2 separate regions of the Homo sapiens genome follow, and region 2 is linked to region 1. A link is an interaction called in ENCODE POLR2A ChIA-PET data of the cell type or tissue named here. Cell type or tissue: Caco-2. All regions are shown on one strand. Region 1 holds the start of ERBB2 (erb-b2 receptor tyrosine kinase 2). Region 2 has its middle 25 kb from the start of ZPBP2.

Evidence for each region. ChIA-PET counts read pairs that join two places held together with the same protein. Peaks named below come from ENCODE experiments on the same cell type or tissue, not always from the same donor. Only the 100,000 strongest peaks of a DNase experiment are listed, where the experiment ranks them.
Region 2: POLR2A ChIA-PET joins it to region 1 with 5 read pairs; 3 of 35 experiments call an interaction of 5 or more read pairs at or near these places.

The regions. Positions count from the first base shown.
Region 1 is chr17:39,698,475-39,700,974 of GRCh38, reverse strand. ERBB2 (erb-b2 receptor tyrosine kinase 2) reads right to left here and starts at 911. Exons shown (of 27, transcript NM_004448.4): 1 at 664-911. The coding sequence starts at 736. In Caco-2, no CTCF peak of the experiment used is centred here; DNase peaks (open chromatin) are centred at 154 and 1,014; H3K4me3 peaks cover 1,593 bases.
Region 2 is chr17:39,891,673-39,894,172 of GRCh38, reverse strand. No RefSeq gene overlaps it. Among named protein-coding and RNA genes, the nearest start is that of ZPBP2, 25 kb to the right of the region's middle. In Caco-2, no CTCF peak of the experiment used is centred here; no DNase peak of the experiment used is centred here.

The DNA.
Region 1 (2,500 bases):
CTAAGCTGGCCCCAAGAATCTGTTCAAAGCAAACGTCTCCCCCGCCCCCAACCCAGACCCCAGCAAGAGGCCACCCTCCGGGCCACCCTTTCCTCCCCGGCTCTGGTTGGGACAGGTTGCTATGCCACCCTCCACTCCACCACACACACACACACCCGACCCCGCCAGAAGCAGGAGCAACCAAACCAAAATCGTCTGAAGGGGAGCGGGGAGGGGCTGGAGGAGGGGCAGGGCAGAGGACCCCCCCAAGGAATCCAGCCCAGGCCAGTCCGGAGGCGGAGGCTGCCAACTGGAAAGGCTTTGAGAAAGCTTGAGGGGGCTCAAGAAGGGGGGAAACGCGCGCGCGCGCTCTACGCAATACACCCTTTGCGGGAAAACTTTCTGAACAATTTCAGAGAACTTCTTTGACAAGTTCCCGGAGCCCCTCGGAGCCTGGAAAGCGCCAGTCTCTTGGATGGGCCATCTCGAGCCGCTGCCGTGTAACTGCCCCCTCCCGCCCGAGGGCCCCAGGGCCCGGCTGCCCTGAGCGTCTCGACTGTCCACAACTTCGGGATAGGAGAGCTCGTCCGGGCCCCTCTGGCCCCGCCGGCCGCGGGACCTCGGCGGGGCATCCACAGGGCAGGGTCCCGCCGCTGCTCCGTCCCCTCCCCACACCAGACCCACCTTGGGTGCTCGCGGCTCCGGGGGGCAAGAGGGCGAGGAGGAGCCCCCAGCGGCACAAGGCCGCCAGCTCCATGGTGCTCACTGCGGCTCCGGCCCCATGGCTCCGGCTGGACCCGGCTGGGAGGGCGCGGGGCGCGGGGTGCTGCGAGGGGTGGGGGCCGGGCGCGCGGCGCAGTAAAGGGCCCCGTGGGAAGGGGCGCGCGGCTGCCCGGGGGGCTCCCCTGGTTTCTCCGGTCCCAATGGAGGGGAATCTCAGCTTCACAACTTCATTCTTATACTTCCTCAAGCAGCCCTCCTCCTCCACCTCCTCCTTCTCCTGTGATTGGGAGCAAGCGCGCTCCCAGCTCGCCCCCTCCAACTGCATTCCAACAAGTCTGGGAGTGGCAACTCCCAGCTTCACTTTCTCCCTCTCTTCGCGCAGGCCTGGGTGCGTCCCTCCTAGCGCCGGGACGCCTGGGTTGCCTGCAGCCGTTCTCACACTTTTCCTCGGAGAATCCCTAAATGCAGAGGCTGGTGACTCTGCCCCCTCCCCCGGAGTCCGGGATAAATTCCCTAGGCTGCCACTCTTAACACCCTTTTAAGTCTCAGGTTTTATCTTAAACTTTCCTGGGGAGCTTGCATCCTACTCCATCCCAAGCCTATTTGTTTTAATATCAAATAATGGTTTTCCCACCACATCCTCTAGTAAAATTGATAGTCAAGGAGGGGGATGTGTTGTGTTTACCTTGTGGCTTCCAGGACCCCCGGGGCATATCTTCTGGAATCTTTGAAGTATCTGAAAAGCATGATCTTAAGAGGGTCTACAAATTTGGGAGGAGACAGTCACATCGAAAGGACTTTTTTTTTTTTTTAAACGAACTTTTGCTCTTGTTGCCCAGGCTGGAGAGCAATGGCGCGATCTCTGCTCACCACAACCTCTGCCTCCCTGGTTCAAGTGATTCTCCTGCCTCAGCCTCCCGAGCAGCTGGGATTACAGGCATGTGCCACCATGACCAGCTAATTTTTTGTATTTTTAGTAAAGACAGGGTTTCTCCACGTTGGTGAGGCTGGTCTTGAACTCCCAACCTCAGGTGATCCTCCCGCCTCAGCCTCCCAAAGTGCTGGAATTACAACCACGAGCAACTGCACCCAGCCCAAAAAGACTTCTATCTCAATTCTTCAAAATGCACCCTTCTTGCTTATTTAAGGAGGCACCCAGCACCCAATGCATTCAAGGTTTCTTCTTTGCCCCTTGCCTTCTATTAGCCTGCTTAATTCCACTTCTCAACCACATTCTATTTGGAGCCCCTGACCCTATTCCTTAGGCCTAGTGGTAGGGGTGGGGATGGAAGGAAGACTTTTTTTTTTTTTTTTAATTTCAACAAGATATTGCATGGGACATATTTATACTAACAAATTATTCATTGTTTATCTGAAATTCAAATTTAACTGGGCCTCCTTATTTTTATGTGCTAAATTTGGCAGTTCTAGTTGGAATGCCCCAGCCAAGAATGCAGCTATACTGGTCAAGAAGGGATCAAAGGCACCTATCAGGGACTGGAGAATGAAGGACACCAGCATCTCTTTCTCTCTTCCCTCCCCCCCATCTCCCACACCTCTTTACAGGTATACACTTGCATTTCTAAACTTGCTTCCATGTGCTGAGCACACTTAAAGCAGGCACCTCTTGTGGGACAGGTTGCTATGCCATCCTAGGGAGTTGAGAAACAGGGGCCTCTGGGACCAAGAGGACCTGGGTTCAAATCTTGAATCTGGCCAGTCGCGGTGGCTCACACCTGTAATTCCAGCACTTTGGGAGGCCGAGGCAGGCAGATCACGAGGTCAGGAGATCGAGACC
Region 2 (2,500 bases), 190 kb before region 1:
AATAATTACTGGTGTTTAAGATAAAACTTACTATGAAAGACAGAATAGTTGGTAATGAAGAGAGCGTAGATACTGGAATATTCAATGTCAAGTCTGCCACATACCAGCTATGTGACTTTTTGGGCAAATTACTTCCCTATTATGCCTCCGTTTTGATGTGTATCAAATGTGAATAATAAGAGTATCTGCCTCCTATGATGAATATGAGAACTACTGAATACATCGGAAACACTCTGTGCAGTTCCTGGCGTGTAGTTCTATATGTACACGTGTTCATTATAACGTGGGAGTACATGCAGCGTTTCTTTTTGAACTCCATAGGCATGTCTCTCTTTTTTTTTTTTTTTTTTTTTGAGACGGAGTTTCGCTCTTGTTGCCCAAGCTGAGTGCAATGAGTGATCTCAGCTCACTGCAATCTCCACCTCCCGGGTTCAAGTGATTCTCTTGCCTAAGCCTCCTGAGTAGCTGGGATTACAGGTGCCTGCCACCAGGCCCAGCTAATTTTTTTTTGTATTTTTAGTAGAAACAGGGTTTCACCATGTTAGCCAGGCTGGTCTTAAACTCCTGACCTCAGATGATCCACCTGCCTCAGCCTCCCAAAGTGCTGGGATTACAGGCGTGAGCCACTGTGTCCGGCCAGGCATCTGTCTCTTTAGGATGGTTGGGGTGGTAGTTCTACCTTCAAGAGGGAAACATTTCCTTCTTAGGGGGACATAATCACTTTAGAATCCTACCACTAAAATGTTCATACTCTCTTTCTCACTTTTATGAAGTTCTACTGTTTCAAAATGAGATGTGCTATTATGGAAAAGAATAATGCATTAGCCTATTTCAGGGTAACCTAGTCATTAACCTGTGTGCCCAGTTTTTTTTATGCCGACAGAATAAAACTATCCAAACAACAGAGATTCATCCTCACTGGAATAGACACATATTCTGGATGTGGGTTTGCCTTCCCTGCTCATAATGCTTCAGCCAGCGCTGCCACCTGTGAACTCACAGAATGCCTTATCGACCATCATGGCATTCCACACTGCATTGTGTCTGATCAGGGAACTCACTTCACTGCAAAGGAAGTGAAGCAGTGGGCTCATGGCCGTAGAATTCGCTGGTCTTACTCCACTCCCCATCACCTAGAAGCAATTAGCTTAACGGAAAGGTGAAATGGCTCACTAAAATCTGTTACAGTGTCAACTGGGAGACAACACCCTGAAAGAAATGGGTTCTGCTTTACAGGATGCAGTTTAGGTTTTGAATCAGAGGCCACTATCTAGTGCTGTCTCCCTCATAGCCAGGATAGTCCAGGAATCAAAGAGTGGGTGTAGGAGTGGCTCCTCTCACTATTCCACCCAATAACCCACTAGAAGAATGTTCGCTCTCTATCCTGGTAACTTTGAGCTTTGATGGTTTGGAGATCTTTGTTCCCAAGAGGGGGATGCTTCCACAAGGAGACACCACAATGGTTCTTCCCTGGTTTGGAAGATGAGACTGTCACCTGGACATTTTGGGCTCCATATGTTGTTGAACTAAGCAGGGAAAAAAGGGGATGAGGTGAGAAAGGAGAGTTAATCTGGCTGGAGAGAATGATCCTGATGACCAATGGGAAACTGAGTTGCTACACAAGGGTAGAAAGGAGGACTATGTCTGGAACCCAGATTCTCTGAGGTACCTCTAGTTCTTCCATCTTCAATAGTAAAGGTTGATGGAAAACTACGTAGCAACCAAAAAACAGGTGTGGGGAGGAGAAGGGGTAAGAACAATAAAGATTCAGACACTTTGGCAATAAAATTTCAGTCATTCCACCACATAAAGAACCCACAGCAACTGAAGTTCTGACTGAGGGCAAGAATAACACGGAATTGGCTTCCCGCAGAAGGAAGCCATAGGTATAAACTACAACCTTAATGACCAATCACAGAAACAAAGTAGCTTTGCATATTTTCTCTTTGCTTCTTGTATTCACACCTTTATTTATTTATTTATTTATTTTGAGACAAAGTCTTGCTCTGTCGCCCAGGCTGGAGCACAGTGGCACAATCTCAGCACACTGCAACCTCTGCCTCCTGGGCTCAAGCGATTCTTCTGCCTCAGCCTCCTGAGTAGCTGGGATTACAGGTGTGTGCCACCACACCTGGCTAATTTTTGTATTATTAGTAGAGACGGGATTTCACCATGTTGGCCAGGCTGGTCTCTAACTCCTGACCTCAGGTGATCCACCCGCCTTAGCCTCCTGAAGTGCTGGGATTACAGGTGTGAGCCACTGTGCCCAGCCAATACCTTTATTTTAATATGCTATCCTTCTTCTCTCTCCTTTCCAGTTTTTAATATACAGATTGTTGGTAGATAATTTTACAGTTTAGTCTTTAGGTAAGAATATTCAGTGGAACTGTGACTGAATTTGAGAAGTATTTAAAATAGCAATAGAAACAATGACTGTTGGGACTACATATCTTTACATTTTGGGGAAACAGCAAGTACTTTTAAGATGGATAGATGTATC